Regions from separate parts of the Homo sapiens genome. Here all the other regions are linked to region 2. A link is an interaction called in ENCODE POLR2A ChIA-PET data of the cell type or tissue named here. Cell type or tissue: HepG2. All regions are shown on one strand. Region 1 holds the start of LINC00336 (long intergenic non-protein coding RNA 336). Region 2 holds the start of UQCC2 (ubiquinol-cytochrome c reductase complex assembly factor 2). Region 3 holds the start of LOC124901306 (a long non-coding RNA gene).

Region 1 (8,000 bases), 120 kb after region 2:
CACTGTGACCATTGTGAAGGCCTCCACATTAGCCCCTGCCCCCTCGCTGTACATCTTACCAGGCCACTCTCCCAGGTCTCCGGCCCTCGCTCCCATTGCCCTGAGGATGAACGCCAAGCTGCTTAAGTTGGCTTTTAAGGCCCTATGTAATCCAGCCCCTGCCTGCTTCCCCCGCTCTCACCCACCCCTATTCACAAGCGTCCTTCTGCAAGCCACCCTCTGCTCATTCAGTCTAGTGCCATATATTGAATCTGACACCATGCTGGACACTGCAGACAATGGAAACAAAGCTCCCCCAAAACCCCCGCCCGCACCCCCAGGGCCTGCCTTCATGCTGTGTTTGTCTCCCCTGGGGAGAGCAAGTAAACACATGCAGTGAATCCTGTTAGCCCTAAAACCAGGGAGCTGTGAGGAAACCAGGGCTGGAGTAGGTGCCATGGCTGAGCTGTACAGGATGGGTAGGGGTTATAGAGGGGGAGAGAGGAAGAGAGCCAACGGCACCCTGGCAGTGGTGAGGCAGATGCAGTGAGAGGATGGAAGGCTAGGGCGGTGATTTAGGGCTCCAGCAAAGGCAGTGAGAGTGGGGGTGTTGAGCGGGATAGATGGTAGAGAGAAAATAAGCTAAACATAAATGGGTGGGCTGGGTGTGGTGGCTCATGCCCTTAATCCCAACACTGTGGGAGGCCAAGGAGGGCAGATCACCTGAGGTCAGGAGTTCGAGACCAGCCTGGCCAACATGGTGAAACTCCATCTCTACTAAAAATACAAAAATTAGCCAGGCACACTAACACGGTGAAACCCTGTCTCTACTGAAAATACAAAAAATTAGCCGGGCATGGTGGCGGGCACCTGTAGTCCCAGCTACTTGGGAGGCTGAGGCAGGAGAATGGCGTGAACCTGGGAGGCGGAGCTTGCAGTGAGCCGAGATCGCGCCACTGCACTCCAGCCTGGGCGACAGAGCAAGACTCCGTCAAAAAAAAAAAAAAAAAAAAAAGGCAGGGTGCGGTGGCTTCCACCTGTAATCCCAGCACTTTGGGAGGACAAGATGGGCAGATCACGAGGTCAAGAGATCGAGACCATCCTGGCCAACATGGTGAAACCCCTTCTCTACTAAAAAAAATAGAAAAAATTAGCCGGGTGTCACGATGCGTGCCTGTAGTCCCAGCTACTCAGGAGTCTGAGGCAGGAGAATTGCTTGAACCCGAGAGGCAGAGGTTGCAGTGAGCCGAAAAAGCTCCACTGCATTCCAGCCTGCTCCAGCCTGGCAACAGAGTGAGACTCTGTCTCAAAAAATAATAATAATAATAAATAAAGTAGACAGGCGCGGTGGCAGGTGCCTGTAATCCCAGCTACTCAGGAGGCTGAGGCAGGCGAATCGCTTGAACCCAGAGGCAGAGGTTGCAGTGAGCAGAGATCGCGCCACTGCACTCCAGCCTGGGCGACAGAGCGGGACTCCATCTCATAAAATGAAATGAAATGAAATGAAATAAATAAAATAAAATAAGATAATATAAAATAAAATAAAATAAAATAAAAGGGTGGACTAAACAAGGAGGCCCAGGACAATAGAGGAGTCCAAATGGTTCCTACTTGGTCAGGAAGGTGGACAGTGGGGTCATGGTGCAGACTGGACACTTCCCAATCACAGACTGTTCGCCTGGCAGGCATGCCCTCCCCTTATTTCACCTGTCAACTTCCTCCTCCTGATACAAGCCCAAATCATAAATGGTGCCTTCTCCTGGAAGCCTTCTGGATTCCTCCCTGCTGGCATTGCTTGCTTCCTTCTCTGCACTCTCCAAACTATACTACAGCAACATCATCATCTGGTTCTTAACTGCGCGGGTCTGTTACGGCCCTCCCACCACTGACTGTGAGTTTCTGGAGGCCAGGGAGCTGCCTTCAGCACAGGAGGCCCCGCGCTCCGCCGCCGGTCGACCCCTGAGGGCGAGGCCAGAGGGAACGGAAATGTGGCACGGTTCGGCAGTTCTCAGATGCGAGCGCCTGCGCAGGTACGCACGCTCCGCTGGAGCCTGGGGTGGCCTGGCAGTCGTGGCCGAGACGTGTTTGCTGCACTTCGGTGCGCACAGGCACTGCGGTGCCAACCTCTTGGTTCCGCCCTCCCCCCGCAGGCGCCCACGCGTGACCTCGGCCGCCCACAGGCCTTCGACTCTTCCCGGACTCCAGGTCCCAGGCCGCCCCGCTCCACCCTGCGGATGATGGAGACAAAGTCCCCCACAAGCCCCTCATATGGGGCAAGGGGGAAGGTACCACCTGGGGCGGGGCCTGGCTCCCCACTGAGCAGAGGTGCTGGCCAAGGCGCTCCCCTTAGTGGTAAGTACCCTCTTGGTTCCCCCTCATACTCTCTGCAGTAAGTCACAGCCAGACGACCCCGCCCCACGCCTGCGGCAGCCTCGGAACCTGCCTCCCTGTTTCAGGCCCCGCCCCCTACAGCCTTTCCTCCTCGGCAGCCCAGGGAGCTTTAAATATGCAAACCACATCGCATCACTCCACACTGGATCCGAGAAACCCAAGCCTGGTGCGGTGGCGCGCGCCTGCAGTCCTCGCTGAGGCGGGAGGATCGCCTGAGCCCAGGAGTGGAGGTTGCAGTGAGCTGTCATCGCGTCACTGCACTCCAGCCCGAGCGACAGAGATAAAAAGAGAAAGAAACAAACCCCCAAACCCATGATCAGCAAAGCGCATCTCCACATTTCCTTTCTGACCTCACCTCCTGTCCCACCCCCTCCCACGTATGCCTTTCCAGCTCCACGGATCCCTTTCCTCAAACCCACCAGTCCTGCTCCTGCCTCAGGGCGACGCACTTGCTGTGCCCATGGCTGCCCTTCCCCCAGATGGCTCCCTCCCTGGCTTCCGGCACACGACCTCCTCAGCAAGGCCTCCTCATCCCTCTGTGATATCCCCCCAACTATCCAGTCTCAGCTTTCTTCATAGCACCTCTCACCCTGGCGTATCTGTTGTTTATCTCACTAGCAATAATGTAAGCCCCCCAAAGTGGAGGTTGTGTATGTCTTGCTCATTGCTCTATTCCCCAGTGCCTAGAACAGGACTAGGATGTAGTCGATGCTTCATAAAAATGGTTCCATGGATTCTTATTTTTTAGACGGAGTTTCACTCTTGTCGCCCACGTTGGAGTGCAATGGCGTGATCTCGGCTCACTGCAACCTCCACCTCCCAGGTTCAAGTGATTCTCCTGCCTCAGCCTCCCGAGTAGCTGGGATTACAGGTGCCCACCACCATGCCCAGTTAATTTATTTGTATTTTTAGTAGAGATAGGGTTTCATCATTTTGACCAGGCGGGTCTCGAACTCCTGACCTCAGGTGATCCACCAGCCATGGCCCCCAAAGTGCTGGGATTGCAGGCGTGAGCCACTGTGCCCGGCCCCACGGATTCTTTGAGAATCTTCTACGAGCCAAGCAGCTCTTCATTCACCCATTGCACAGACGTGGAGACTGAGATTCAGAGAGATATGAGACTTGTCTGCCGTCATATGAGCTTGCTGCAGTGGGAGCCAGGTTTCAACCCAGCTGAGTCTCTCCCCTCTGCCTCTCTGCTTTCCAGCTCATCTCCCAGTTGAGAAGGGGAGCAAAATCTCCGGTTTTGCCCTCCCTTCACCCTAGTGTAGGCCAGGCTGACCCCCAGTGACCCCAGACAGGGCCTGAGGCACCATCTCCCTGGGAGGTCTTGGCCAGGGGGCCACAGGAGGGGGATCATACAGTCTCCTGAGGTGGATAGGCCCACCTTTGGCCCTGCCCACATTTTCCTGGGACCACCCACCCTGACCCCCAGCTCCTAAATGACCCAACCCACTGCCTTCCTTTCAGCCACCACTGAGTCCCTAAACTCTCTCAGAATGGACCTGGGTGCCTCTTTGCTTTTGCCTTCATCCCACCTGAGATACAGTGAGAGAGACAGAGACACTGGGAGACATGGGGAGACAGGGCAGAGACAGAAACACACACACAGGGACACATTTATATACCAACAGGGAGAGACCAGGAGAGTGACAGAGATTTGGCAAGTCCCTTCGCAATGCTCCAAACCTCATGGACCCAATCAGGGCCACTGCCAGCCCATTGTCCCTTTTGAACAAGTTAGGAAAGGCACCCTCCGGGGGGATGCTACCCCTCCCAGGGCCTGGTGAGTGAGTGTGATGGGCTGGGCTTCAGTCCCGCTGGCCCTTCGGCCGAGTGAGTGTGCTGGTGCAGGAGGGGCCGTGGAAGCTGTCCCCAGATGTCTCTATGCAAGGGGGAGAAGGCAATGCTGCAATGCTCCCCAGTCCTCGGGCCCACCCCACAGGCCTGCCCTTGTAGTGTTCTCTGAGGCGTTTCAGGATCCCCAGTCCTCAGCCCCGCCCTGCAGGCCTGCGCCTGCAGTGTTCTCTGAGGCCTTTCAGGAACGCTTGGGCTCTCACCATTCTAGCCTTGACCCGAGCCCAGCCCTCTGCCCTCACCCACGGGGCCTTCCCCCACAGCAGGTCCTTGGGTCACCTCTGCCTTCACCACCCAGAAATGTCAAGCCAGGCCCTTCCGCAGAAACCAGCCCAGGACACTGTGTGTCTGGGAAGAGGCCCTCAGGCCTGCTCCAGCACACAGACCCCCTCCTGCTCCAGGGACAGCGCCAGCACACCACACTTCCCAGCCTCACAGACCCCCGCAGTTCAGAGGAATCCCAGGAGTGGACAAGAAGGTGCCATGGGCCTCACTGGAGAGACAGGGAAAATGAGGAACAGAGAGGAAGGGTGACCAGCCCAGGGTCCCACACCCCGAACCAAGGTTTCTGCCCCCCTCTGCCCCTCCCCCCTCATCCAGGTGCTCCCAGGGAAGCCCTGCAAGGCCCCACCCTTCCCAACAGAGAACACTCTGGGAGGAAATGATTAACAGGGCAATTAGGGCACAGGTGAGTCATCTGGTCACAAGGCTGCCTCCTGGCTGACTCAGGGGGGCAGTCCAGATGGGCCCTTCCACCCGGCCCCAGCTCGGGGTCTGAGTCAAGGACACCATGGGCTCTGGCCAGGAAGTCCAGGAGAAAGCCTTCAGCCCTCTCCAGGCTCCACCCACACCCTGCAGGCTGGGGGACAGAGGCAGGGACTCCCACCTTCACTGGGCTGGCCTGGGCCAGGGCAGGGGACCAGGCTGCTACAGTTTCTGTCTCCCCACGCCAAGTCTGTGGCCACAGGGCCGGCCATCCAACCAACAGCTGTTGTTATCAATCACCGCGATTACTAAGAATAGCCATCATGTTCTGATACTGAACTTCAGCTCTGCAACAGGCCTCGGGCTAGACACAGTGGGGACCCATGGGGACCATCAGACAAGCATCCATGGATAGCAGTCATGTTGAAAAGAGCTGGGGACAGTGAGCTCTTTTTCTCATACATCTGCTGAGGGGTCTCAGAGCCTGGACCCAGGCAGAAAGAAAGGAAGGAACGGGGGACCCCACAGGGAAGCCAGCAGGACCTTCTGGTGAACAGCACCTCCTGGTGTCCAAACTAGGCCTGGCCCTGCTGCCCATCTCATCTCTGGGAAGCCAGGTGTGTCGGTCTCCTTCCCTGGCCAGTAAGGCCCATCATTATGCACTCCATCCCAAGCCCACCCTTACTTTTGAGATTAGGCAACACTGGACACCAGGGACCCCTGGCTTACCCAGGCCCGCCCTCCCGAGGCAGATCCCCCATCCCAGGGCCTCTTTCCTGGCTTTGTCCTTGGGCTGGCTGGGCAGGAACTTCCTGCTGGAGAATTCCCGGATCCTCCCTAGGAGGCTGCAGCACAGCCTGGGAACTTAGGGAGGGAGGGAAGTCAGGGACACCCCTCCTAACAGGGGCACGGCTTGTGGGCAGCAGGGTCCCCTGGCACTCTGGGCCTTGGGTCCTTCCCCAGCCCTAGGTCAGGCCAACTAGACCTCCTGCCCTCTCTGCACAGATGCCCTGCTGCAACCCCTCCACTCTGCAGCAGGGCAGCCCTAGCAGCCCCATGGGCACAGACTGGGGACTAGATCAAGACCTCAGATAGACTGGGCTTGCTCCAGGGTTGAAGATTGGGGGTTGGGGTCCAAAGACAGCCAACAATGAGGCCAAAGTCAAAGCACATTTTTATTAATAACATCACAGGCCTGAGTTGGCTGGGTGGGATAGAATTTGGGGCAGGCCCATCCTACAGACACATGGACACTGTGTCTCAAGACCCGCTGGCCACAGGGGATCCTTAGATGTACCCTAAGAAAAGACATACTCCATGTACCAGCTCCGGGGATCTGGGCAGGGCAGACTCAGGGCCAGCACCGGCTTCACTCTGGAGGCCAGTTTCCCATCTCACCTTTCTCCTCAAGAAGCAGGCACTGGGCGACAGAAATGGGTGAAGGAAGATGCCTCAGTCTTCTCTGCACCTCATAACCTTCTCCCTGCCCCCAGAGACAAGCACCCGAGGACACCTTTCCGCCACCTCCCCTCGGCTGGCACAGCTCCACCAACCCTGAGCCACCTCCCTGCCACAAAATGGAGAATCCTTTCTCCTTCCAACTTGGGGGGTTCCTTGGAAGCCCCAGGAGTCAGCACCGCAGCCAGTCCCTCCCCTCCCTCACTTCTGGACACGACCCCAAGGGGGGTCTGTGCCCTCCCCTCAAGCCCAAGGTGGTGCTGCTGCTTCCTCCGTGCTCCTCCCTAGGTCTCCAGCATTCTCCAAAGGCTCGGGGGCAGCCTCCTTCCCCCTCAGCACAGTGTCCCTGAGGGCAGTAAGGGGAGATGGGAATGGTGATGAGGACAGGACCTTTGAAATGTTGTGCACATGTACCCTAGAACTTAAAGTATAATAATGAGAAAAAAAAAGAAGGTAATGAACCTAAATAATAATAAAGGTAATAGTAATAAGATAATAAACCTAACAGAAAAAAACAAAACACCCACTGGGGAAAGGTATTCTTAAGGCAGCTCTGTCCCCAAAGTGAGGACTGGGCTGAGCCCTTACTTGCCACCACCCAGAAATGACCCAGGCCTCTCAGCGCTACTCAGGCAACCCCAGGACTGTGACTCCTGGGACAGGGCAGGCTGGCTGGGGAGGGGATGAGAAGAAGGAGGAGGGACCAGAAAGGGCAGATACCAAGATTCAAACCCTTCGATGTGAAAAGACAAAAGTGAGGGGCTCTGCCAGGTGCTGACAACCTACGTGGCTGTGGATGAGGTAACACAGAGGCCTCCTGTGACATGGACATGCATGCGGGCTTGGGGCAATTAGAAGGATGCCCCTCAGTGCCCAGCAGGCATGTTTCTTTTTTTGTTTGAGACAGGGTCTCGCTCTATTGCCCAGGCTGGAGTGCAGTGACACTCTCATAGCTCACTGCAGCCTCAACTGCCGGGGCTCAAGTGATCCTCCCACCTCAGTCTCCCAAGTAGCTGGGACCACACGTGCACGCCACCATGCCTGGTTAATTTTTGTATTTTTTGTAGAGACAAGGTTTCACCATGTTGCCCAGGCTTTTCTCAAACTCCTGAGCTCAAGCAATCCGCCCACCTCAGCCTCCGAAAGTGCTAGGATTATAGGCGTGAGCCACTGCACCCAGCCCCAGGTGGCAAGTCTTTCTGATAGGCACTGCTCCAAAGTGAATCACACTGTGCTAAGCCCCCGCAAGGGAGTGCCTTTGCAGCTTACAGCTGCACACTCGTCATCTCAGGAGGTCCTTGCAACAGTCCCCTTTCACGGGTAAAGAAACTGAGGCCTCTACTCAACCTCACAGAGCAAGCTAATGCCAGACTAAAACCTCTGGCCTCCAAACCCCATGCCCTTTCTTTTTGTAAGCTACACAGACTGTCAGGGCAAATGTCCACTGGATAAAAGCATGAGATGATGAATGGACGGAAATTAACCAAAAAGGTCATCAACACATTTTCAACAGATCCATCAATGTGCACTCAAAGAAGCTGAGACAGGCCTAACCTTTAAAGGCTGATGTCAAGGAAGGGGAGCAGCAGGATGGTACTCGGTCTGACCCA
Region 2 (8,000 bases):
GGGTCTCGCTATGTGGCCCAGGCTGGTCTCGAACTCCTGGGCTCAAGTGATCCTCCCGCCTCCAAGTAGCTGTGATTATAGGCACAAGCCACCACGCCCGGCCTTAACAATTTTTTAACAAAGGGCTTTACATTTTCATTTTGCACTGGGCCCCAGAAAATTATACTGATAGAGTGATCAGGGCTATAGATCAGTGAGTAAGTGAATGAATGAATGAATGAATGAATGAATGAATGAGCAAGCCTACATTCCAAACAGGTCTCTCAGACTCCATAACCCTACTACTTAACTACCATGCCAAACAACCTCCATATGGAGGAAGAGAGGTGGGCAGGGCAGTCAGAACCAGGGACAACCACAGCCTGACGGAGAAGCTAGGGTACAGGGGAAGGGAGCACCTTAGGAGGAAGCATCTGTTTGCGCTTCCTCTGGAGCCCAGCATTCTTCTCAACCTCTCATTGTCCTTGTACCTCAAGCAGCATGAAAACCATTTGCTGCCACCTAATGTTACTTTTTGGTTGCCTAAGACAGAGGGACCTTGGCTCTGCCTCCTGGGACAGATGTGGACCAGTCAGGTGCTCTTCAAAGCCACGGCTATGACAGCGCCTCGGGGCACCCAGCACAGCCCTAGGTGCCTGGACCTTGGTAAGTAAATAGATACAATCCTTGCCCTTTGTGCCTTAGGGGTGTCATCAAAACTACATGGCTATGAGGTGAGGATGGAGCAAGGAGGGACTGCTGGGCTGGGAACCTGGTGGGGTTAATCAGGGGAGCTTTCTGGAGAAGGTGCCCTTGGGCGCCTCATTTTCCACTCCCCCTGAACTCTCCTTACCTCAGCGGGCATCACACATTCTGGTCCCCAGAGGTTTTCCTTTAATGGTCTTGACTCCTAACATCTTCGGAACAGTTAAAGCCATTCCAGTTAAAATCACCCATTGATCTTTCCTCAAATTAAACTCCTCCCTCTCTTTCCCATTGCCACCCCAGGCCTGCCTCTGGCTGTTCTTGGAGCCATCCTTGATCTTCTCCCACTCTCCCCTGAACAGCAGACATCTGTTTCTCCAAACTCTCTAGCATTGTCTAACACTTCAGTTAAAGCTCTCGTCATCTGTAACTTTGTGTCCTGGTTATGTACACATTCCCAGACTTGGCCATCAACTTCTTGAAGGCAGGACTCTCCTAGATTCACCTTTAAAATGTAGGTAAGGCAAGAAGGAAAAGGTTTGGAGGAAGCAAAGTTTTGTACACATTGGATGGTCTTGGCTAAATACAGGATAGTGGAGATATACGGGGGGCTGAGGCTTTCTTATGAAAAATGCAGATGGTGGGACAGTCTTTTGAGAACAAAAATTAGTCCACATGGTGATGTAGCTAGAGACATATAAGAGAAGACTTGATAAAACAAACACATTTTAATGGGAGAAAATATTCTGAAATCACATAGCTGTGAAGGGAGTAATATCTGGAATATACAGAGAACTCCTAAAACTCAATAACAACAACAACAAAAAAAAAACCCGATTAAAAACAGGTAAAGGACTTGAATAGATATTTCTCTGAAGATATACAAATGGCTGATAAGCACATAAAAAGATACTCAATATCACTAATCATTAGACAAATGCAAGTCAAAGCTACATTGAGATACAGCCCTCACCCATTATGATGGTTACTATCAAAAAACCAGAAAATAACAAATGTTGGTAAGGATGTGGAGAAATTGGAACCCTTGTGCACCGGTGGTGGGAGTGCAAAATGGTGCAGCTGCTGTGGAAGACAGTATGGCAGTTCCTCAAAAAACTTAAAATAGAATTACCATATGATCCAGCAATTCCGCTTCTGGGTATATACCAAAAGAATTGAAAGCAAGGTCTTGAGATGTCTGTACATCCATGTTCATAGCAGCATTATTCACAAGAGCTAAAACATGGAGGCAACCTAAGTGTCTATCAATGGATGTGTAAACAAAATGTGGTATATACATGCAACGGAATATTACTCAGCCTTAAAAAGGAAGGAAATTCTGACATATGCTACAAAATGAATGAACCTTGAAGTGAAAATATTATGCTAAGCAAAATAAGCCAGTTGCAAAAATACTGCAGGATTCCACTTACATGAGGTACCTAGAGTAGTCAAAATCATACAGACAAAATAGAATGGTCGTTGCCAGGGGCTGGGGGGAGAGGGGGAAATGGGGATTTATTGTTTAATGAGTATGGAGTTTCAGTTTTACAAGAGTTACGGAGATGGTGCGATGGCTGCACAACATTATTCAGTGCTATTTCATACCCATGAACTGTACACTTAAAAATGGCTGGCTGGGCACCGTGGCTCACGCCTGTAATCCCAGCATTTTGGGAGGCCGAGGCAGGTGGATCGCCTGAGGTCAGGAGTTCGAGATCAGCCTGGCCAACATGGTAAAACCCTGTCCCTACTAAAAATACAAAACATAGCCAGGCATGATGGCGGGCGCCTGTAGTCCCAGCTACTTGGGAGGCTGAGGCAGGAGAATCACTTGAACCCGGGAGGCGGAGGTTGCGCCATTCACTGAACACCAGCCTGGGCGACAGAGCCACAGAGCAAGACTCCATCTCAAAATAAATAAATAAATAAATAAAAGGTTAAGGCCAGGTGTGGTGGCTCACACCTGTAATCCCAGCACTTTGGGAGGCCAAGGTGGGAGGATCACTTGAGCCCAGGAGTTTGAGACCAGCATGGGCCACATAGCAAGACCTTGTCTAAAAAAAATGGTTAAGATAGTAAATTTTGTTATGTGTATTTTACCACAATACAAAATAATAAATTGTAAAGAAAAAAAAAGTTTTTCTAGTCTGAATCAACACAGTTGGCATTGCTCATGCTAGAAAACCTGCGCCTCCCAGAGAAAAATGTCTGGCTTATGAGGGGTAGGAAGGGGGGAACAGAAGGGATACTAACAGGGACTGGGCAGAGAAGAACAAGAACTAGGAAGCACTAAAGAAGGAATTGAGGCCGAGTACCAAGGGATAGTGACAGGTACGGGGGCACCCACGAACAACGTTCAAACATATTTTCATCCAGTAACCTGTATTTACATGCAAATATATTGGTTTATGCAAAACAGCGGAGGCCTCGGGGGAGGGTTTTTTAGTCTCAAGCTTGTGCAGTCATTGAAAAAGAGACGCAAAGCTGTCTCTGGGGTACTCCACGTCCGCCTTGCCCCTGGGAGCTGGGCCGGTTCCAGGAGGACGAAGACTGAATTAGCTCGGCTTGCAGAGAAAGGCGAGCAGCGCCCCTACACGGAGAGTAGCGGTGCGCCTACAAAGTCGCGCATGCCCACTCCGGCCTCCCGCTCCACTCCTAAGGCAGGCGGCGAGGCTTAGTGCGCAAGCGCCATTCGTCGGCGCCGACTCCTCCCGCTAAGGCGGGAACACGCGGGGCCCAAGATGGCGGCCAGCCGGTACCGGCGTTTTCTTAAGCTCTGTGAGGAATGGCCAGTGGACGAGACCAAACGGGGCCGGGACTTGGGCGCTTACCTGCGACAGCGGGTAGCACAGGCCTTTCGGGAGGGAGAGAATACCCAGGTGACCGGCGGGGAGGCGGCTGGGACGAGGGGAGGAAAGGACGAGGCAGGGGCGGGGCCAACGAGCGCGCTAGCAGGGGGATCTGCGCATGCGCGCGCCCTCTTTCCAGGCAGCACGTGAGCGCGGACCCCCTTTTTCCCCCAGGGAGCTACTGATAGCGACGCCCGTTGTATTCAGCGCTCTCCCCCGGCTGCACCTTGGAATTGCCGAAGAAGCTTTTTTTAAACTCCAGATGGGCCGGGTGCGGCGGTTCACACCTATAATTCCAGCACTCTTTGAGAGGCCGAGGCGGGAGGATCGCTTGAGCCCAGGATGACCTCCTGGGCAACATAGTGGGACTCCGTCTCTACAAATCAAAAAACAAACAAAAACTTCAAATGCAGAATCTCTAGGGGTGGGGTCTTGACCTCAGAGTTTTAAAAGCTCTCCAGGTGATTCAAGGTGCAGAGAGAGTTGAGACCCACACCACCAGTGGCAGCTGGTGACAGCCTCAGCTTTTTGCTTCCTTGTCACGGTAGCATTACCTCATTATTTCGCAGTGTTGTGTATTGACTGAGCTAATCCCCAGTTAACTCTGCAGGTCCCCGCTAAGCGTTTGCGTTCTTCCTGAGCCCCTGTAAGCCTGTGCAGCAGGTTTGGGTCCTCAGCTCACGCAGCTGTGTGTGAGTAGTAGGCCTATGTTCTTGCTTTCCTCCAGGTTGGCGCTGCAGCTCTGGGATTCATTCATTCATATAGCTCGTATTTATTGAGCACCTACCATATGCCTGGAACGGTGCTAGGGAAACAGCAGTGTTAAACAGGTGAAGTCCTGCCCGCATGAAGTTTTACATTGTAGTTCAGGACACAATAAGCAGGTAAGTGTACGTAAGACAGATAAGTACTGTGATCGATAGAAAATAGGGTAGCGTGATAAAAGGGTAATGTTATTAGTGGGGCCTTTCTGAGGAGATGACACATAGGTGAGACCTAAGGCAAGAGGATGAGCCAGCCATGTACACTTGGCGGGAAGGACATTCCAGACACTGCACATGTCCAGAGGCAGGAGGCAGATTGACATGTTTGAGGACAGAAAGAAAGCCAGAATGGCTGCAGGGTAGTAAGTAAGGTGGAGTTTGCTAAGGTGAAGGTCCGGAGCCAGGCACAGTAGGATATTATCTGTTCTGATTAGCTTTAGACCTCATTATAAGGCCAGTGAGAAGTCACTGGGGATGTTTAGTGAGGGGACTGATGTGCCCTAATTTACTTTTTAAAAGACTATTCTGGTTGTATGTGGTGAGTGGGCTATAGGGGGCAATAACAAAAAAAGAGGCTGGAGAGAAGCCGATTATGGTACTATAAGCGACAGATGGTGGGGGGTTGGATGAGGACGGCAGCACAGAAGATGGAAGTGGTTGGATTCAGGTTATGCGCAGGTTGAGTCAGCAGGACTTGCTGATATATGGGATGTGGGATAAAGGAAAAGAGAGGAACCAAAGATAGCACCTAGATATTTTTTGGCCTGGGCATCTAGGTCTAAGATGGTGCCATTTACTGAGGTAGGAATAGGTGAAGTGTAGGAAGAATATCTCGAGTTCGGTGTTAAGCAGGTTAAACCTGAGATGCCAAGTACACTGATTTCCAAGTGGCAATGTCAAGTAGGCAGTGCTATATTTGAGCCTGGGGCTCGGGCAAGAGACCAGAAATGAAATGAGATAATGAGATGCATATACACACAGTCTGAAGAAATGACTTGTGAAACTTGGCCAAGACTTGTTACAGAAGGAACATGGGTTTTTTTTTTTTCAGCTTAGCCCGAAACAGAGCCAAGCCAGCCCACCTAAAGGAGCAGGAGCACGCCCAGTGGCATCATTGTGACTGTACTGCTGATTGGCTGGCAGCCTGGGGAGTGTCTGGCCCAGGTTATACGATACCCAGGGCCCTCACATTATTCATGGTGGTCTTCACTGGCCCAAAGTGTAAAGATCTTTAAGGCAAGAATCTTATCTAGTCCCAATTCTACAAACCCGTGAACTTTCTAAAGCTGTACTCCCTGCATATTTTTAGTATGAGCTTCCTGAAAATAGAGATGATGCCATTTTTATCTTTCCCTCTCTCCCCTACGAGTGTCTAGCTAGTTCTTGGCCCATAAAAAAACACTCAGTAAATGTCTGAATGGATAAGTAAATAATTGGTTGTGGCTCATGAGACAAAGATAATTTGAATATAGTTTCAGATGTAGCAGAACTAGATGAAGAGAAGTTGTGAAGAGTGAGAAAGGAATATTTGTGTGTCCTGAGTGGTGAGAATTGATTTGAGAGCTTACCATGTTTGGGAAATTGCAGGATCTATGGAGGAAGGCCATAACCTGGCCTTCACCACTGAGGAGCTTACAGTTGAGCAGTCAGCGGCTCCATCCTTGGGGAGGTGAGAGAGCGTAACATTCACTTGCTTGATTGTTAGTGTAAGAGGAGCCAGCAAAGGAGGAAAGAGTTTTCTCTTTCGGAGTTGTCATCACCTAGGGCAATCGTTTCTGATCAGTCAAAGGCCCACACAGGTTTGAGTCCCAGCTGCAGATGCAACTCATGGCTGTGTTAGTGATTCTGTAGCAGCTGATGAATGCATTCCTGGTAGAGTGAACCAGTGCACAATGGCAGCAGGTGCATTACTCAGGACCACTGTTGCGGTACCTCATCCTAATGTCACCTGAGAATGCACCTGGCCTTAGTAAATCTTTGTGGTAATTTTTGAAGGGCGCAATTCCTTGCTGGAATTGAAAACACTATTGTGAGTCACTCCTACTGACACCCCCAGATCATTTATAAAGACCTTGAGAAAGCAAGATGATTCTGGTAGGCTCTTCATTAAACTGGCAGCAGGAGGTGGGGCTTAGATCCAGTTGACTGACTAGTATGGAGCTCCTCCTTGGTTAAGCCGGTTGCCAGAAGACAGAACTGGAGGGGAAAGTAGCTCTGCTCATGCCGTCTTTCCATTTCCGTAGAGGAGAGAGGCAGTCAGTCCTCCTCTCAGCCTCTTGGCTTCCTTCGTCCTAATGATCACCCTGAAAGGTGCACAGTGCACCTTTGCCGGCGTGATCTCATTTAATCCTTAGTACAGCTGAGTGGTAGCCATTACTGTTCCCATTTTACAGATGAGGAAACATCAGAAAAACAAGACAACGCACTGGGGGTTCCGTAGCCATAAGAGACAAGCCAAGTGAGAAACAGACCCAGCCCCTCTGGCCCTAGTGTGCATCGTCTCCTGGGTGCCTGGCCTTTCCTCAGCTGCTGTTCCAAGTTATTGTTAGAACAACCTCTTATTCCATGAACGTCAAACCACTTCCTTCCCCTGGTTGCCCGTTCAAACCTTTTTGGGCCATAGATAGTTTGGGCAGCAAATGGAACTCCCTGTGTTTACCCACCTATTCTTTGCCCCAGCCACTACCAGTCCAGATGGGAAGAAAGATGGTCCTGGGTGGGACACCAGGCGGAGAAAAGCTGGGTTAACTAAAGGGCAAATCAATAATTCATACACAAAACCAGAGTACAAAAACCACTGCCTCCATTTATTCCACCTCAAATTGCCCTCTGGGGAGTCTTGTGGTCCACCCTAAACCCACCAAGTGGGGAGGTGGTGGTGGGAGCGGGAACACATGTAACTCCTCTTACACCCCATATCCTATTGTGTAGTTTTAAAAAGTCAGTGTTTATGGGCTTTGCCAATTTTGAATACAGTTTGTCTAAGAACACGTGTTTCCTACAGCGCTGAGAGCTTAATAAAAGAATTGCAACGTGGGGGAAGGTGGCACAACAAATGTAATTGTTGACCTAACAACAGAGAAAGGAGCAGATCTTTCTAATGAGTTCATTAGGTGCTTCCTAAAAGATCCCGGACTGCACACCAGCACCCACTTATGTAGCACAAGGTGCAACTCCGAGGGGCGTCCTAGAAGAGCTGCTGCTCTTCGCCCACCAGGGAGTTCTAACTGTATTGTATGCAAGTTTAAGTATAATAATATTGGCCCAGTTTGAAAGAAGTTAAACTTTTTCTTGGGTTTCTAATAAGGTAAATGGTATTTCCACCTTCTCAGAGGAGAATTCAAAGGTTTTTTTGATTCTGTTTTCTCAGTCATCCATTTGAGGCCTGGTCCTTGGCATTCCTCAGTGTGGCAGGGAGCTAGCTCCCAAGCCACCTGGCATATGCTGGCCACGGTGAAGCCATCTCAACGTTGCTCACCCCCACTTGTGGGCCCCCTGAAGTTATGCTTTTGAAGAGTGTCCTAAGAACAGATTATCCTATTTTTAATTATGTATTGAGCCCATCGAAAACCTGGAGTTGTAAGGAGAATCATCTCTAAGAGGGAATACAAACATCTCCATCTTTTTTTCTCTCCCAATTCTGAATGGCGCCAGTGTGAGCTAGGGTAGTATTCACACCAAGGGGTGGCGTTTATCTCTG
Region 3 (8,000 bases), 130 kb before region 2:
GGGATGGAGTGGACCCGGAGAGGGTGGGTGTATTAGTCTGTTTTCACGCTGCTGATAAAGACTTACTCGAGACTGGGTAATTTATAAAGAAAAAGAGGTTTAATAGACTCACAGTTCCACGTGGCCGGGGAGTCCTTAGAATCATGGCAGGAGGTGAAAGGCACGTCTCACACAGCAGCAGTCGAGAGAATGACAGCCAAGCACAAGAGGTTTCCCCTTATCAAATCATCAGCTCTCATGAGACCTATTCCCTACCACGAGAACAGTATGGGGGAAACCGCCCCATGATTCAATTATGTCCCACTAGGTCCCTCCCACAACATGTGGGAGATATGGGAGCTATAATTCAAGATGAGATTTGGGTGGGGACACAGCCAAACCGTATCAGTGGGTGTGGAGGAGCCAGCTGAGCAGTTGCTGCCAGGGCCTTTGGTGTTAGCAGGCCCGGATCCACCCCATCCGTTGTCCCCCTACCCTCTGATCTCCTGCTGGTGCCTCCCACTGGCCAAACCCCATCAGAGGCCCCCGGTCAGGGAGCAGCTAGTGCAGCCGCACACTCACACTTGCAGGGTAGAGATGGGCAGGAACAGCCGAGGGGAATGGAGACTGCCCGGCGTGGGAGGCTTGGGAGGAGGCTGGGGGAAGCAGAAGGGGAGGGAGGAGAGATGAAAATACAGGTCATCAAAAGGGAGGGCCTTGAAAGAGGCAAGAGCAGAGAGGAGCCTCCGGGCTGGAGGCAGCTTTTCTCTGCGCCCTCCTAGATGCACGGGCTTGTTGCCTCTCCCCAAACCCCCAGATCTCTGAGTATCAGAACGGCCCACACTGGGCAGCAGACATGTGAGCATGGCCCCAGGACAGACAGAGAGCCGGCCTCCTCCCCACTCCTGCCAGCTCCCACAATCGGGTGGGCGGACGGAGCTCTGCTGAGATCAGCTAAACAGGCCCACCTCTGCTGTGTGCAGCCCTCCCTTTATGCAAGCCATGAGTGCCTGAAAGGTTGGGAGCATAAATCAATGCCAGGCAAAGGAGTCCTCGTTGAAATTCACCAGGAAAAAATGCATCGCTGAGGATCCTAGAGTGAGTTCCTCTCCACAGACAACAGTTGTCCCCAACGTGGCTCTTGTCTACGAACACATTGGAGCAGTTGAAAGTGGGCTCACTCTGACTATGAAGCTTCATCAGGAGGATGTTCTGGCCACGCCAGGGTGGGTGATGGGCTGCATCTGCCTCCCAGCCCCCCAGGTTCAGGGAAACTTGCTAGCACTCACACTTCCCTCTCTGCTTCTCTCCTCCACCTTCTGGTAACTCCAAGGGGGGAAAGTGCAGGTGCCTCTCTCCACCCATTCTGCAGAGAGGTGTGCTGATGGGCAGGCACTCAGAGCCACCTCAGGCCTGCCCCTGCCACCACTGAGCCCGCCTCTCTCCACCCCCAGCTCCCCCAGCCTTATGAGCTCTGGGCCCAGCCCCTGTGTTTGAGGGGGCCTGACTCCCTCACTGGCATGACCTCTGAGGGCCTGGCTGGGTGGAGATGATGGGAGAGCCACCTCCCCAGTTCACTCGCAGCAACAGCAGCACTGGGCCTTTGGTGAGATGAACCCCGGAACACCAAGACCAACCCAGGGAAAGGGATGTCTGAGGCAGGGAAATCCTTCATGAAGGGAGGCAGCTACTGTAGATCAAAGCCTGTTTTCTGTGCCTCTACATCATCATTAGCAGAGGGCAGAGATGGGGGAAGAAGGGGGCAGGCACAGGACTGCAGGAGAGCTCTTTGCATCCCCTAGAGTAAAGCTGGTGCCCCTGAGGCATTTGGTGGAGGTGAGGGGGGCAGTGCCAATGCCCTCTGGGTCCAGGGACTTGTGGAGGCCAGAAGAGGGTCTCCAGGACCAGGTCACATGCCAGGGAAGGCTTCCTGGTGGAGAAAGCCTCTGAGCTGAGTCCTGAGGAGGCACTGGTGGTACCTAGGCCACACTTGGGTAGGCCGACCCTGTGTATTCAGAGTGTCTTCACCTATGGGGGACTTAACAGAAAGGCAAGACACCGGAAGGGTCTTGAATCCAGAGACCCACCATGAAGTACCCATTAATAATAGATGGATGCAGCAATCAGGGAAGGCTTCCTGGAGGAGGTGAGCCTAAACAAAGCTTGAAAGGAAGGGAGTTAAGAGAGACCATAGACCCTGGTAGACCCCTCACTTCCATGCCCTCATTGCTCCCAGGATCTTTTTCTCCTCAGCCACTGTCTTGGTTTGAAGTTGTACAATTCTCTAATTGTTTCGTTAATGTCACTGGACTACGGGCTCCAAGGTTTTGCTCACCATTGTGACATAGTGAATGTTCAATCAATGTTTTTGGAAGGAATAAGTGAAAGGATGAGTGAATGACTGTTTGACTAGTCCTAACTTCTATGGTCTGGAAGTGGCGTGGGTCTGTCCCATGGAGGGGTGGGAGGCAGTGGGAGGCCCTGGAGATTCTGCAACATAGCTGGAGCTGCACTGGGCTGGACAGAAGATGGTCTGGGGCAGTGGGACAATAAGTGCAGGGATCCTTGTTCTTGTTTCCAGGGGGAAGTGGGGGCTGGGAAGAGGGCACAAGGCTAGGACCCAATGAAGCATGCCATCTGGAACCGTGGGGTGGCTAGAGCTTGCAGGAGATGGGCTTGGAAGGAAAGGGGGCCCAGGATGGATCCAGACCTCACATAGTGTGCACTCCAACCCCACAGCCCCTCTCCCCAGCCCGGGGTCCTCCAGGAGCTGCTGGACCTCTTTCTCCTGTCTTCCCCACTGCCTCCTTGGTCTGATTGTGCAGAGTGATTTGTGGGCCTGAGAAGCTGAATTGTGGGTAAAGCGCTGTCCAAATGTGGAGCAAATTGGAACTGCAGCTCCAGCTGGCGGGCCATCCATCACAGGAAAGGCTCATCAGAACCTCACTGCCCTGCCCAGCCTGGGCCCCTCACTGTGCCTGCCCCAGGGGTGAAGGGGTCTCCTCCTCTCTCCACCTAGGGTCTGAGGGGGCCATGGGTAGCATGGGAGTGGGGGCCTGGGACTGGGGACCTAACTGGAAGAGAGACAGGGAGGAGGAGGACTGACCATTCCTTGCATTTGTAGGGTCTCCTTTAGGCTTTTCCATAGCATTTTTATGCTGATGAATTTCACAGAAGCCTCCCAAGAGGTGTATTATTTATAAGTTGGGAAACTGAGGCACAGTACAATCAGGTGACAGGCCCAAACTTGCACTGCATTAACAGAGACTGGAGCATGAAATTTACAGCTGGAATACCTGGAATTCTTAACAAAGCAGTAGTTTCTTGCAACACGGAAGAATTCAAAAGCAAATAAATATTCCATCTGGCGCAACTCCTAGTTCCTGGAGCTGACACCTTAGTGGCTCCATTACAGACTGATGAGGTGAAGGAGTCACCAAAACACCTATAACCTGCAGGCCCTGCCTTGAGGTACTGTCTCTCCGTGCCAGGAGCTGTTCCCGTTCTAGGAGAACCCTCTCCCTGCCTTTGCCCTGCCCAGCCTCAGACACCCCATTCCTCAGTCCATGTGACGCAGCTCCTGGCCACAGCTGATTAGGCCAGAGGCGGTCACGTGAGCCAGACTATCTCCTCATAGCCTGGCCCTGACCTCTGACTTGGGACCTGCCTGAAAAAGATGAGCTATGCCAATTAGATGCAAGGAATTTGGAATTGGGACCTTGAGCAACCCAATGAGGTAGCAGAGTGAGCCAAGCTGAAAGGTCCCAGGTAACCTCAGGACTCATCTTTCTGAGAGGCCAAACTATCCAGACCCTGCTTACTTTCCCCTGCCTCTCCCTTAACTCTGGATCCAGAAACCTCTGTGTGTGCGTGGAAGAGGGGAGGAAGATGCCACACTTGCTCTCTGTCATCCCACATGCCCCCAAGCTACCAAACTGTTTATCCACATGAGTCATTTCCGTTTCCCCTTGAGGCCTGGGTTTGGAAACTCAGAACCCAAGCACAGACTGCTGTCTCTCTCTTTATGCTGAGTCATCTCTTCCTTGAGACTACAGCTGAGCTGTCCTGCTGACTACTGAACGGAAGCGGCCAAGGTTGGGGATGGAGAGGAGCCGTGGAATATGAATTAACATTCCTATATGTTATCATGTCACACAAGGTTACCTGTGGCCCAGGACCCCAAATGCGGAAGCATCAGGAAGGGAGAAAGCTCCCCTCTGCATGGGAGGGGTGTGTGTGTGTAGGGGGGCCCTCTCTGCAGACCTCTGTGCTCCCGATTTCATTTTTGTGGAGCCCTTCCTGGTTGCCCTGGCCTGGGCCTCTCATGACCTGTTAGATTAGTGCTAAAAGTCCGACTGTTTGTACAAAGTGCGTTTGTATCTGTTTCAATCAGGGTTTAAGTGCAGGAAACAGAAGGCATGTGGGGATTTGAAGCAGAGAGGCAATTAACATGGGGAATTAGGTGCTTAAAAAGTCATTGGAGGTGCTGTAGCAGTTGGCATTAGGCTTGCACCCAGGAATGAGTATGGAACAGCTGAACTGGCCCCATCAGGAAGGGGAGGAATCAGAGCCACCACCGAACACACCACTCTAGCTGCCATCCATCGTCTGAAGCTGCTGTCACCACCATATGACGTCTGGGCCCCATAAAGCTGGTGCCTGGACATTGGAATGCCATGAAGGAAAATTCGTGTGTCCATGAGCCTACCTGCCACCGGCGAATAGCTAACGGATGAGGAAGCTGGCTCTGCCTCACTTCTGCCCTGCAGGCCTCATGTGGGTGTCTGCATTCAGCAGAACCTAGCTCATTAACAAAAACCCTAGGTGCACGGGAGCCACACTGTTGTTAGCTTTGTAGCCTCTGCAGCAGCAGAAGGCAAGGAATGGATGCTGAGTCCAAGCACATATCTCAGAGCCCAATTCCAGATTCCCAAGAGACCCCACAGGCCGACGTGGCCCATCTTTTGCAGCCAGTGTGGGCTGACTGCTCTCAGTTAAGGCCTCGCCTGGGGGGAAGCTGTGTAAACACAGGAGGGGCAGTGGAAGGGGAGCGAGGACTGAAGAGCGAGGTGCATGACTCTGCGTGTGTGCGCACGTATGCACGTGCATGTGCCTGTCTGGGGAAGAGGAGTGGGGGTGGATCTTAGGGGCTGTGAGATGAAGCCCAGCTCTCCCTACATTCTCACAGGGCCTCTTATAACAGGAGCAGCCAGCAGCCACGGAGGCTTCCATCCAGTGGGGAAGTCAGTGGTGGGGTGGACCTCACCCACTCCCAGTCTCTACCTACCCTGGGTCAGCACAGCCATCTCTGATCAGCTCTCAGGGGAGGCTGAAGTCTTTGTCTCTCCTTGAGCTAATTTCTGGGGATCCCAGCATCTTGTATTAATAAAACCGGAGTACCTAGAATGTCCCTCTCTTCAAAATACAGTTGTGACACAAACACTGTGGCTGCAGGTTCCCTGGGGGAACTTTCGCTGGGGTGAGGTGCACTGAGGCTCAGTTCCCCCTGACAGGGGGCCCTGCCTGCAGGCTGCTAGCCCAGGGCAGGACTGAGGGGTTGAGAGATGCCAACCCCAGGAGCTGCTCGGCCTTGTGGCTGCAGCTCCCTCAGCAGAAACCCTTGCCTGTGGAACTGCTCTCTCCCTTTTGCTTGTTAAAGAGTTCATCTGCTGCTACTCCCCGCTCCTGGAAGATGAAGGAACTACCACTCCGGCAGGCGTGGGGAGGCGGGGAGGTGGGAGGGAGCACACACTCCAGGCCAAACACCCGCCTGCCCTGGCATGCAATCCGCAGGGAGACCCGGGAAAGGGAGGCTGCATTCCACAATGTGTCAGGAAGACAAGACAGGCTCTCTCTGCTCCTCTGCCTTGGAGAAGATCTTAGCCCAGTCTGACTTCAGGGTCGACTTGGCCAGAGCCTCACAGAGCCTCACAGAGCCTCAAAAGCTAATGAAGGACTCATCTCCATCGCCTCAACTCAGGATGTCTCCAAGGGAATGACCCCTCCTCCCTCTGCCCGCAAACTACTGCCTCCTGCCGCCTTCCCTGTCTGTGTCACAGCCCCCTCCCCAGTCTATGAGATCTGCTGCTCCATCCCCTGAGACTCCTCTCAGATGTGGCCCTTGCTTGTCATTCCTACCTTTCAACCCACTCCTCTACCTTCATCACCACACCAGCCACCTCCCCCAGGCCTCCCTGCAGCTCCCCTCTCTCCTGTCCCTGGAGGGTTCCCCTGCTGAACACCCCTGGACACCTCCCATTCCCCCGTGACCTGCTAAATGGAGCCCCAGTGCCTCAGCCTTGTCTCGGAGGCTTTCTGAGGCTCACCCCTGGCAAACCGTTCCAGGCTATCTCCCACACACACCCACATTCTTGCCAAACTATATTATGCATCAATTCTCGAATAGTGGGCACATGATGGAAGCTGGCTAATTAGAGCCCTCTCCTGAGACTTTTGCCTGAACTGGTCCTCTGGGATTTGAGCTGTAAAGGACGGTGTGGTAGACTGAAGAAAATGCCTCTCTCCCAATGATATATGCACTTCCTAATACTTGGAACCTGCAAATATTACCTTACATGCCAAAAAAGCAAATGTTGCCTTATATGGCAAAAGATATAATTAAGTTAAGAATCTTGGAAGGAGAAGCTTATTCTGGATAATTTGGGTAGGTCTCGAATGCCATCACAAGTATCCTTTACACACACACAGAGAAGTTAGACACAAAGGAGAAGGCAATGTGAAAACTGAGCAGACAGAGATGTGGCCACAAGCCAGGACATGCTGACAGCACCAGATGCTGACAGAGGCAAGGCACGGCCTCTTCCCTAGAGTCCCCAGAAGGCACGTGGCCCTGCAGACAACTTGATTTCAGACCTGTGGCCTCCAAAACTGTGAGAGAATAAATTTCTATTGTTTGAAGCCACCAAGTTTCTTGTAATTTGTTATAGCATCCCCAGAAATGGATACAGATGGTGAGTGCTGGAGCTGCTGGAGCCATTTTGTGCCATGTGGAGAGGATGTGGGAAGCCTGAAGCAGATCCAGAAGAAAGCAGAGCTGAGGGATAGAGAGGGGCACAGGGGTCTGGGTAGAGCCCTGAGGACATTGGGTCACCCTGCAGGCAGCCTTCCCTCCCTAGCCTTTTCAGCAACACAAGCCAACATGTTTCCCGTTTTACTTAAGCCAGTTTGAACTGGTTTTCTGTCACTTGCAGCCCAAAGTGTTCTGACTAACACTCTCACCCAGTAATTATTATGAGCCTTAAAAATAGCTCAAATCTTTGACCCAGTGATCCCAGCTTTCTGCCCTAAGAAAATAATCTTTATAAGGACAGTCACAGCAGTGTGAAAAAATAGAAACAACCTATATATGCAACCACAGGACATGCATTCATAAATTATGGGGGGATATTATATAACTATTAAAACTACATTTTCATGCTTATTATAAAGTAATAAGTGAAAGGCAGGACAGCAATAAAAAATACATGCACACACATAAACATACATTTGTATATTTATATATAAAAAGAATAATCTCCATTTTAAAAAATTTTGCTTGAGATAATTTTTTTTTTTGAGACAGAGTCTTGCTCTGTCGCCCAGGCTGGAGTGCAGTGGCGTGATTGCTTGAGATAATTTTTAAGGCAACAAAGCATTACACATACAGTTGAAATCCTTTGTGTACCATCCCTCAATTTCTTACATAGCCTCCTTCCCTCTCCAAAGGTAGCTACCTTATCTAAGTTGGTATCATCCCCATGTATGATTTTAAATACTGCTTATGTATGTATCCATAAGTAATGCATTATATTTACACATCTCTACACTTTAATCTGTAGGATGAGGCTTTCTGCAACTTATCTTTTCTCCACCAACCATACATTTTGCTTTCAGTCCATCTTGATAACATGTTCGTTAGTTTTAGCTGCTGTCAAGAATTCCTTTTCTGAGTGTCCCACACTTTAGTTACCCCTTCTCTGGTTAATAAACGCTGAGCTCATTGGCAATACTTCTTACTCTAA

The links. Peaks named below come from ENCODE experiments on the same cell type or tissue, not always from the same donor. Only the 100,000 strongest peaks of a DNase experiment are listed, where the experiment ranks them.
Region 1: POLR2A ChIA-PET joins it to region 2 with 14 read pairs; 24 of 35 experiments call an interaction of 5 or more read pairs at or near these places.
Region 3: POLR2A ChIA-PET joins it to region 2 with 11 read pairs; 4 of 35 experiments call an interaction of 5 or more read pairs at or near these places.

The regions. Positions count from the first base shown.
Region 1 is chr6:33,587,328-33,595,327 of GRCh38, reverse strand. LINC00336 (long intergenic non-protein coding RNA 336) reads left to right here and starts at 1,990. Exons shown (of 2, transcript NR_027908.2): 1 at 1,990-2,331; 2 at 7,458-8,000. It also overlaps the pseudogene GGNBP1. RefSeq lists enhancers at 1,521-2,160, 3,441-4,080, 4,464-4,573, 5,064-5,133, 5,254-5,303 and 1 more. In HepG2, a CTCF peak has its summit at 5,489 (motif pointing left); DNase peaks (open chromatin) are centred at 4,447, 4,947 and 5,467; H3K4me3 peaks cover 1,411 bases; H3K27me3 peaks cover 274 bases.
Region 2 is chr6:33,707,115-33,715,114 of GRCh38, reverse strand. It overlaps UQCC2 (ubiquinol-cytochrome c reductase complex assembly factor 2), which reads left to right and starts at 3,415. Exons shown (of 4, transcript NM_032340.4): 1 at 3,415-3,566. The coding sequence starts at 3,429. It overlaps LOC124901304 (a long non-coding RNA gene), which reads left to right and starts at 3,666. Exons shown (of 3, transcript XR_007059548.1): 1 at 3,666-3,807; 2 at 4,264-4,420; 3 at 5,352-5,536. RefSeq lists a silencer at 409-703 and enhancers at 3,846-3,895, 3,922-4,819. In HepG2, CTCF peaks have their summits at 485 and 3,267; DNase peaks (open chromatin) are centred at 594, 3,334 and 4,074; H3K4me3 peaks cover 1,503 bases.
Region 3 is chr6:33,836,198-33,844,197 of GRCh38, reverse strand. It overlaps LOC124901306 (a long non-coding RNA gene), which reads right to left and starts at 194. Exons shown (of 2, transcript XR_007059551.1): 1 at 113-194. RefSeq lists enhancers at 2,378-3,312, 3,352-4,551, 4,248-5,182. In HepG2, a CTCF peak has its summit at 2,836; DNase peaks (open chromatin) are centred at 3,637 and 3,947; H3K4me3 peaks cover 1,306 bases; H3K27me3 peaks cover 1,269 bases.